Regions from separate parts of the Homo sapiens genome. Here region 1 is linked to region 2. A link is an interaction called in ENCODE POLR2A ChIA-PET data of the cell type or tissue named here. Cell type or tissue: OCI-LY7. All regions are shown on one strand. Each heading gives the region's core, and the rest is flanking DNA. Links, peaks and the distances in the headings are about the cores only.

The links. ChIA-PET counts read pairs that join two places held together with the same protein. Peaks named below come from ENCODE experiments on the same cell type or tissue, not always from the same donor. Only the 100,000 strongest peaks of a DNase experiment are listed, where the experiment ranks them.
Region 1: POLR2A ChIA-PET joins it to region 2 with 5 read pairs; 2 of 35 experiments call an interaction of 5 or more read pairs at or near these places.

The regions. Positions count from the first base shown.
Region 1 is chr4:77,952,715-77,958,102 of GRCh38, forward strand. MRPL1 (mitochondrial ribosomal protein L1) reads left to right here. Exons shown (of 9, transcript NM_020236.4): 9 at 1-71. It also overlaps the pseudogene LOC100128297. Among named protein-coding and RNA genes, the nearest start is that of MRPL1, 93 kb to the left of the region's middle. In OCI-LY7, for the core only: no CTCF peak of the experiment used is centred there; no DNase peak of the experiment used is centred there.
Region 2 is chr4:77,888,282-77,893,669 of GRCh38, forward strand. All of the region lies in intron 5 of MRPL1 (mitochondrial ribosomal protein L1), which reads left to right. Among named protein-coding and RNA genes, the nearest start is that of MRPL1, 28 kb to the left of the region's middle. In OCI-LY7, for the core only: no CTCF peak of the experiment used is centred there; no DNase peak of the experiment used is centred there; H3K4me3 peaks cover 716 bases; H3K27ac peaks cover 2,767 bases.

The DNA.
Region 1 (5,388 bases), core at 304-5,303, 65 kb after region 2:
GTGAACTTTAACATTGAAAAATCGTACAGTCATTTCAAGAATAAGAAAATAAAATTTTCTCTTTGTCTGAACCTGCCTTTTAGACCCTGTGACATTTTCTTTTTTAGAATCCAGAGTCTACGTACTGGTAATTATAGCAGCAGTTTCTGGCTTAATAACTTTCCCTTGGGAGTCATAACCATCTGAGGGAATAGTAACATCCTCAGTTCCCATAAAGCAGAAAATGGCAGAATCATGAGCTACATCACAAATATAGCTATTTTCTTTTAAAAAAAAAAAGAAAATAAGCATTCTAAAGTATTCTGAATACTATTTGTGATAGCATGAATATAGAAAATTACTAAGTCACTAAACCGTATGTTGGGTAATCTCTTTTTAGGAATCAGTTTGTAATTATATATATAATATGTATATGTAATATATATTATTATATAATTATATATGTAATATATACATTTGTAATAATACCACATATTTTTATGATGCTTTGTAGTCTACAAGGCACTGTATGCAGTGTTTTCATATACGTGACCTCATTTGCTCCTGAATTTCTCTGCTTAATAGTATAACAAGTGTTTGGTTAGTGTTTATCGAATGAACATTCCCATGAAGTAGCTAGAACAACTTCATTCATGGATTAAAAATCAGGCCAAGAAGTAAAGCACCTTGCATCAAGTACCAGTTTGCAGACCGATGTTAATCCTTAAGTGCTTACTGATATATGACAAAGTGAAAAAAATAAGGATAATTTTTGGCATGCAGTTGCCAGCTGTCCTTTCTTGGGAATGATTACTTGAAGTATCTTCCACTTTTTTAGGGATTATTCGAATGAGTTTTCTTTTATGAAATAATAGTGATGGTGACTTTGTTGGTGGGGTTTAAATACCTACTTTGTTTTTTGTTTTGTTTCATTAATGCACCTCATTTTATTTTAGTTTTGGTGTTGACTTGCCAGCTCTAGCTTTTCAAGGTAAAATCTTTTTTGAAGAAGAGCTGGGTAACACAATTCTCACAATCCAAAATGTATGATTTTAAAACAATTGGATTTCTAATAACACGAATTATTTTGATTCATTTTGCATTGATCTATTTGGGAACCATAAATCTGCCTAGAGCACACAGAATCTGCACACTCAACTTGGCCAAGGAATAGACATGTTTCAAGATGAAGTTCATCACTACCAATGAAGTATTTATTCTTCCCAAGGCTGTTCTGCTTAAATCTAATCAAGCTTATAGACCTACATCTCAGTTTACAGAAGATATAGGAGATGGCGGGACAAATCAACTGACCTCAAGTGGGAATAATTAGGCCAGTTCAGAATGTGGGATGTTATACAGTTCAACCCTCCCAGCCTCATAGAAACAAGCAGAAGGAGAAACCATTAAAGAGAATTCAGACATAACAATTAACTCTAGTGTGGGTTAGTGATAAATGCATAGTTTGAAAACATCAGCTGTACAAGACATTTGAGGGAAAATTGATTAATACCTACTTTGTAAAGGAAATTTTGACAGCTCCATATAGGTCTCCCAAATTCTTTTTGAAATGTTAGTGATCTGAGAAGTCCAAATGACTGAATAGCCACAGTACCCCACTAAGCTTTTTTATCCCCCCACAGAAAAATTAAAACTTAGGGGTTGCTTACCCAAAACAGCAATAACATTACTAGAAAACAATAACAGCAGTTACCTTTTACTGAGTGCTGCTATGGTTTGAATGTGCCCCTCAAAAAGTATGTGTTGGAAACTTAATCCTCAATGCAACAGTGTTGGGAGATGAGGCCTCATGGGAGGTACAAGTCATGAGGGCTCTGCCCTCATGAATGGATTAATGCTTAGTATAGTCATCGGAGACTCAGAAGAGAGGGAGGGTGGGAGGAGGATGGTGAGGGTTGAGAAATTAACAAGTACAGTATACACTATTTGGGTAATGGTTACATTAAAAGGCCCAGGCCACCACTAAGCGATGTATCCGTGTAACACAACTATACTTGTACCTCTTAAATTTATACAAATCGTAAAAAAATAAAAGGGCTTAAGACTGCAAGGAACTCTTGGGCACACCTTGCATGCTTGCTTGCTCTCTCTTCCTCCCCGACTTACCTCCTCTTGCCCTCTCTTGCCCTTCTGCCTTCTGCAATGGGATGACCACAGCAAGAAGGTTATCACTAGAAGCCAGCTGCTCACCATGGTCTTCCAGCCTACAGACTGCAAGGAATTAATCTCTGTGCTTCATAAATTACCTTCTCAGGTATTCTGCTATAACAACACAAAACAGACTAACAAATGCATACTACCATCTTATACTTTAGATGCATCCTCTCATTTCATCCTCACAGCAATTCACTGAGCAGAGTGGTACTCCCATTTCACAGATAAGGAAAGTGAAACTTGCAGGAGGTCTCCTAAGTGGCAAAGATTTAAACCCAGGTCTATCTAATTTTAAAGCCCTTAGGCTCTTTTAACCATTGGGCTATTTTACCTCTTTTTTAAAATATATATTCTAAGATCAACCATTTAATTGAACAGTTTTAAAATTTTAAAATATTGAATAATCACCTTCAGTTTCTTGGTATTTCTAGTTAATGAATTACGGCAGGGCTGATGTGAAGGAAGTAGAAGTAGAAGAGTTAGAGTGGGATGAGGAAAGAGTAATGTAGGATGGAGAGGAAAAGATACCTACCCATTTCCCACAGTTGTTTTTTGAAAGCTTACAGATTAATCATTATTTGAAGATCTCAGTTCACAAAGTAGAAGCTCTGCTATTTGTAGATTTTATTTTAATTAATGGATAAGTCATTATTGAAAAATTTATTGAAAAATACTGATTAAATATTTTTAAAATCACTCATAATCTATTACTCAAGGATAACCAGCATTAATATTTTAGTACTTTGTTGTCTTCAGTTGTGAGTGTGTATGTATCTGTGTGTGTACATGTTATAAAGTAAGCATTTCCTATATTTAAAATGCCATATGAAAAGCATCATTTTAATGGTTGAACAATATTCCATCCTGTTGATGTTCTATTTTATGGACTCATTCCTCAATTGTTGTACATTTAACTAACTCCAGGATCCCCTTCCCCCCATTATTTACAGTGCTTTGGAGAAATCCTTGGAGCGTAATTTATTTTCTAATTTTTAGAAGTGGCATTCCTGGGTCAAAAGGTCTGATGTGACTAAAAGACCTTATTATGTCTTAGAAAGGTAACTTACTGAGCAGAACAAGCCAGAATAAGGAAATATGGTTGGAAAATTTGCTCTAGGCAGGAACATTCCAGGGTCTTATTAACTGGCCTATGAATAAATTACTCTCCACTCTTCCATTAGAGCATTTTTCCTATTGGCTAACTAGAGCTTTGTTCAGTGTATGCTTCTGGAAAAAGAGTAAAATCACACTATATTACTAAATTTAAATCTCTTTTTTTCTTAGAGAACAGTAAATCAAATCTTTTTTCTTCATTTTGTTTTTATTATAGCAAAATGAAGAAAAATTTTCCTTCATAAAATAAAGTTTTTTATTTCTGTTTGCTTAATTTACAACAAGCAGAAAATAAGCTGGGTCTTGCTTTGATCCAAATATTGATGTTTTAAAAGCTGTACACAATATTTGTTAAAGAGAACTATAAAATGCCTTTTTAGAAGCTTCTACAAGAAAAAAAGTAGAAAGTTTAGCCCTACAACTTTCCTCTCCGCTAGAACTGCAAACTACTGCTACAGTTTTAAATACACTTTTTGTTGTTTATACATCCAGGAAAATCTTTAAAAAATAAAAAAACATGCATATAAATGATTGCGTAGCAGAACAGAACATTAACTGCAAACACTAAAGAAATGGAAGAAATACTATCAAATATACAAAGGTCCTACAATCAACCCCTTAAGCACTTAGCATGTAGTATTTAAAAATCATCGTTTTGTTCTCAGTCTAATACTCTCCCAATTGAGCTATCTCAGCTTACTGCCATCGTTTTGTTCTCTACAGACAAAGCCTAGATTACTAAAAACAACTGAAATAAGTAATCCTCTTAAAGGAATTGCTTCTCCATAATTCTTACTTATATCTTTAAGCAAGCAATCTGAGATTTTAAAAGGTGCTAGCTTTTTATGCAATATGAGATTAGACATGTCAAGTCACTTTTGTCCCCAAAACAATCTTTCAGAGGAGTACTAGAAATTATAAATGGTAAAGGGTATTATTTCTTTATTTTTAGTCAGGTACTACACTGGTAGTCAAAAATTCAAAAGATGTGACTCATGCTTAAAACTGACTAATCTTTTTTTCCAAAATCATTTTAAATTTCATGGCACCACAGAATCACCTAGAATGAATGTGTTGTTTTTGAACTTGCCTCACATTAAATAAACTGAGGTGCGAAAAGCAAGCCTCCCACATAAAGAAGCAGGCAAATTTTGATACGAATGTATAGACCAAGTGCTGTAAGCATCAACATTTCAGTTATTTTACACTATACACCCGCCCCCGACACATAGCCTACTTTGAAACAATTCACTCGTTTCTAAGGGCAGTAAGAAAACTAAGCAATGTTATGGTCAACAGTACTTCTTAAATTTTAGAATAACCACATAAGAACATTCTTTTCCCCTTAAAATTGTTTCTGCCATCATTGACCCCCTCAAATTTTAAGGTGAGTCTTTCTGATGTTTTTTTGTTCCAAGTCTATAGAAATCAGAAAAAAAGCAAAGGCTCCATGTTTCAGTCAAAAACTTAATCTCCTTGAAAATACTACATAACTCAGTTGGCATTATTCCCCAAGACGGTGGAGTTAACAAAAGAACTAATCCACATTGCATCATAAACTATTATCAAGGGCCTAGACATCTTGATAAGACATAAAGGTCCACACTGAACCTAAATGTGTCTGAGCAGTCAGTGTTGTACTGTGGCCACAACTTCACTTTTGTAACACTCTATCTTACTCCTTCCTAGGTTAACAGTTCTACCAAATATTAATATGAAAGTTTAGTAAGACAATGTTGCAAATTATGGTTAACCAACATCTTTTCACCAAATACTTCAAGCATAAAAACGAGAATCTTTACAAAAATATACACAGACACAACAAATTGGTAGCTGCCCATAGCACTAAACAAACTGGACTCAAGAGTGGCTTCTCAACAGCATGTCATTTTAATATAACCATTGCCTGGTACAGGGAAAACTAACAAGTGTTTGTTAAACATTGTATTCCTGATAATTTAAGCCAATCTATGAGCGAATGAACGATACGTGCCTAAAAATGATCATGGTTTATACTATCAGTAGCCACTGGATTTAGGACTAGTCCAAGATCTTGATCTAGATTTTGACCTAGGCCTAGACTGTGACCTTGACTGGGATTTGGAACAAGGCGGTTCTTTT
Region 2 (5,388 bases), core at 170-5,169:
ATCACTTGAGGCCAGGAGTTTGGGACCAGCCTGGCCAACACGGTGAATCCCCACCTCTACTAAAAATACAAAAATTAGCCAGGCGTGGTGGCACATGCCTGTAATCCTAGCTACTTGGGAGGCTGAGGCACAAGAATCTCTTGAACCCAGGAGGCGGAGTTTGCAGTGAGCCGAGATTGCGCCTACACTCCAGCCTAGGCAACAGAGCGAGACTCTGTCTCCAAAAAAATAAATAAATAAAATAAATAAACAAACAAATAAATAAGAAAATAACAGAGCTTGGAGAGCCTCTTTGAAAATGAGAACTTTTTTTTTCCTTTTTAGGAAGTAGGAAGAAGAGGCATGGAGTTATTTCTGAAAATATAAAAGATTTTTCTTAGGGTTCTCTCTAAAAGTTCCTCCTCTAGATAAAATCCTTTATTATAAAGTTATGGAATTTTTTTTATTATACTTTAAGTTCTAGGGTAGATGTGCACAGCATGCAGGTTTGTTACGTATGTATATATGTACCATGTTGGTGTGCTGCACCCATTAACTCGTCATTTACATTAGGTATATCTCCTAATGCTATCCCTCCCCCGTCCCCTACTCCAAGACAGGGCCCGGTGTGTGATGTTCCCCACCCTGTCAATTCAACAAGAAGAGCTAACTATCCTAAATATATATGCACCCAATACAGGGGCACCCAGATTCATAAAGCAAGTCCTTAGAGACCTAGAAAGAGACTTAGACTCCCACACAATAATAATGAGAGACTTTAACACCACACTGTCAACATTAGACACATCAACGAGACAGAAAGTTAACAAGGATATCCAGGAATTGAACTCAGCTCTGCACCAAGCAGACCTAATAGACATCTACAGAACTCTCCACCCCAAATCAACAGAATATGCGTTCTTCTCAGCACCACATTGCACTTATTCCAAAATTGACCACATAGTTGGAAGTAAAGCACTCCTCAGCAAATGTAAAAGAACAGAAATTATAACAAACTGTCTCTCAGACCACAGTGCAGTGAGACTAGAACTCAGGATTAAGACACTCACTCAAAACCGCTCAACTACATGGAAACTGAACAACCTGCTCCTGAATGACTACTGGGTACATAACGAAATGAAGGCAGAAATAAAGATGTTCTTTGAAACCAATGAGAAAAAAGACACAACATACCAGAATCTCTGGGACACATTTGAAGCAGTGTGTAGAGAGAAATTTATAGCACTAAATGCCCACAAGAGAAAGCAGGAAAGATCTAAAATTGGCACCCTAACATCACAATTAAAAGAACTAGAGAAGCAAGAGCAAACTAATTCAAAAGCTAGCAGAAAGCAAGAAATAACTAAGATCAGAACAGAACTGAAGGAGATAGAGATACAAAAAACCCTTCAAAAAATCAATGAATCCATTAGCTGGTTTTTTGAAGAGATCAACAAAATTGATAGATCGCTAACAAGACTAATACACAAGAAAAGAGAAGAATCAAATAGACACAATAAAAAATGATAAAGGGGATATCACCACCGATCCCACAGAAATACAAACTACCATCAGAGAATACTATAAATACCTCTACGCAAATAAACTAGAAAATCTAGAAGAAATGGATAAATTCCTGGACATATACACCCTCCCAAGACTAAACCAGGAAGAAGTTGAATCCCTGAATAGACCAATAACAGGCTCTGAAATTGAGGCAATAATTAATAGCCTATCAACCAAAAAAAGTCCAGGACCAGATGGATTCACAGCCAGATTCTACCAGAGGTACAAAGAGGAGCTGGTACCATTCCTTCTGAAACTATTCCAATCAATAGAAAAAGAGGGAATCCTCCCTAATTCATTTTATGAGGCCAGCATCATCCTGATACCAAAGCCTGGCAGAGACACGACAAAAAAAGAGAATTTTAGACCAATATCCCTGATGAACATCGATGCAAAAATCCTCAGTAAAATACTGGCAACCCAAATCCAGCAGCACATCAAAAAGCTAAAGCTTATCCACCACGATCAAGTGGGCTTCATCCCTGGGATGCAAGGCTGGTTCAACATATGCAAATCAATAAATGTAATCCATCATATAAACAGAACCAAAGACAAAAACCACATGATTATCTCAATAGATGCAGAAAAGACCTTCGACAAAATTCAACAGCCCTTCATGCTAAAAACTCTCAATAAACTAGGTATTGATGGGACATATCTCAAAACAATAAGAGCTATTTATGACAAACCCACAGCCAATATCATACTGAATGGGCAAAAACTGGAAGCATTCCCTTTGAAAACTGGCACAAGACAGGGATGCCCTCTCTCACTCCTATTCAACATAGTGTTGGAAGTTCTGGCCAGGGCAATCAGGCAAGAGAAAGAAATAAAGGATATTCAATTAGGAAAAGAGGAAGTCAAATTGTCTCTGTTTGCAGATGACACGATTGTATATTTAGAAAACCCCATCGTCTCAGCCCCAAATCTCCTTAAGCTGATAAGCAACTTCAGCAAAGTCTCAGGATACAAAATCAATGTGCAAAAATCACAAGCATTTCTATATGTTATGGAATTTTTGCCGGGGAGGAGAAAGTAGACAGGAAATAGTGATTTGAAAATTTATCCTTTGTCCCATATTCAAATTTTCATTTGGGGAACTTTTAACTGGGCTCATCCTTTGAGGTAAACAGCAGTGCTCATAGTTTGTTTTTTTCCCACCCCTAAAAGTACTCTAAATTTGGTGAGGATTCTGGATTTTAAATAAAGAGGGTCTTCAGAATGATTTTTGGTTGCAGAACTAGTGGAAAGTAGGAAGAGTATGCTTTAATACAGGTTCTAGGCCAGAGTCAGTGGGACTCAGTTCTTTCTGTTGTATTATTAATTTTAATTAAAAAATTATTAAAACTTTTAATTATTAAAAAATAATCATCACAAATGTTTGGTAATTTGAGAATAGAGCTGGGTCTCTAGAATCAGAGAACTAATCTTGAGTTTGTATACAGCTTTCTATTTTCTTCTTGCAACCACTAAAGTTACCTTGTAGAACTGTCATAGCCACTCCTTTGGTTCAGTTTTTTTTGTTTTTTTTTTTTTTCATTTTTTTTGAGACAGTGTGTCGTTGCATCACCCAGGCTGGAGTGCAGTGACGTGATCTCGGCTCACTGCAACCTCTGCCTCCTGAGTTCAAGTGATTCTCCTGCCTCAGCCTCCCTAGTAGCTGGGATTACAGGCGCCTGCCACTGTGCCCAGCTAATTTTTGTATTTTTAGTAGAGATGGGGTTTTGCCACATTGGCCAGACTGGTCTCGAACTCCTGGCTTCAAGTGATCTGCCCGCCTTGGCCTCCCAAAATGTTGGGATTATAGGCGTGAGCCACTGCTCCCAGCCAAGACACCACACCTGGCCTTTGGTTCTTAAATGTTAAGCAAGAAGTTACCTCTCAAGAAAGAAATGGTAATAGAGCAGAAAGTGTTATGAAGCTGTAAGTTCACTAAATGAAACACATTTTTTAAAGTAACCCAAATAAGGAAGCCAAAGACATTTTAAAATTCTGTAGTATAGAAAATATTAACAGGTACAGAATTTCTCTTTAGGGCCCCAGTAGAGGATCTGTTATTAGAGGGAGCATGCCATCTGTGTAAGGCATCATAGGATAAGTTTGCAAGTTACCCCGTGGTGTCTTTTTAAAGCTAGTCCATGTTATTTTTAGAAGGTATTCAGGTTATGAGGTAAATTCAATACAGTTTAGTAAATAATATTATGGCTGCAATTTTTTATACATTCCTGTGTTTTTAAATTAGTTTATCATTTTGCTTAGCTCTATAAAATGCCAAGTAGGATAAATTTATGTAGTCATTTCTTTTTTTTTTTTTCTCTTTTTGAGATGGAGTTTCGCTCTTGTTGCCCAGTGGGGAGTGCAATGGCGCAATCTCGGCTCACTGCAACCTCCACCTCCCGGGTTCAAGCAATTCTCCTGAATCTGCCTCCCGAGTAGCTGGGATTACAGGCACCTGCCACCACGCCCAGCTAATTTTTTTTATTTTTAGTAGAGATGGGGTTTCACCGTGTTGGCCAGGCTGGTCTTGAACTCCTGACCTCAGGCGATCCAACCTTCCTCGGCCTCCCAAAGTGCTGAGATTACAGGTGTGAGCCACCGCACCACGTAGTAATTTCTTAGATAACACATTCATTTATTAAATTTATTTTACTTTATTTTGAAACATCACAGATATGCCTGGTTCTGAGTGATTTTAAAGTAACTTCATATTTTTACTTGTCTCTAAGAGCTTGATTTCCATCCACAGTTTTTTATTATTCCAAGATACAGTCCTACTTATAGCATAACTTCCAAACATAATTTTAATTTAAAGGAACATGTCATAGAATTAGGATTGGAAAATCTTGAAATAGAAATCTCACATACAGTTCTTTGACATTTAGAAATTGCCTCTGCTTTCCTATTTCCAGTGATGAGACCCCTGGTTCTGGACCCACACTGCCTGTTTTTCAATTCTAGCTCTGCCTCTTAGGTGTGTACAGACTGACTCATCCTCCCTGATCCCTCAGTTTTTTTTATCTGGAATGTGTGGTCAATACTGGTACCTGTCTCAAGGTTTGTTATGAAGACTGGATGTTCTAAATTATATTAAATATTTAGCAGAATGCTTGGCACATGAGAAGTGCCCATTTAATGTAAGTTGTTGTTAAGGAGAGGTATGTTATTTAAGGACTAAAAATTTGTGCAAAGAATAGTAACAGAAGGATAAAATTCCATAGTCATTGCTTAATTTTGTCAGAATTCAAGTTTTTAATTCACCGTGTACCCCTAAATCAAGGCTTTGAATGGCATATTGTAAGATTTCATACAAAGGGAATCATTGGTAAAATATTTCTTGCTTGGGCAGTGGCACGATCTTGGCTTACTGCAACCTCTGCCTTCCTGGCTTCAAGCAATCCTCCCACCTCAGCCTCCCGGTTACCTGGGACTACAGATGTGTGCCACCACGCCCGGCTAGTTTTTATATTTTTTGTAGAGACAGGATTTTGCCTTGTTGCCCAGGCTAATTTCAAACTCCTGAGCTCAATTGATTTGCCTGCCTTGGCCTCCCAAAGTGCTGGGATTACAGGTGTGGAGTTTAAGTGGAGTATATTGTATGTTTTAAGTAGAGTATATTAAGTAGAGTTTAAGTGGAGTATATTGTAGTAGTATAATAGTTATTTTAGGTGCTTGCCTGAATTAATAAAAATGTTTTCTAAAAATTGAATATTAATTCCTTTGTTCTGAGAATGGATATAGAGTATGGATAATAAACTATAAGTGAACTTGTCTTTGATCACCACGTCTTCTTTTATTCTTAGTTATCGGTGGTAAGGAAAATTTCAGTTTCAGTTCTTTGTGAAA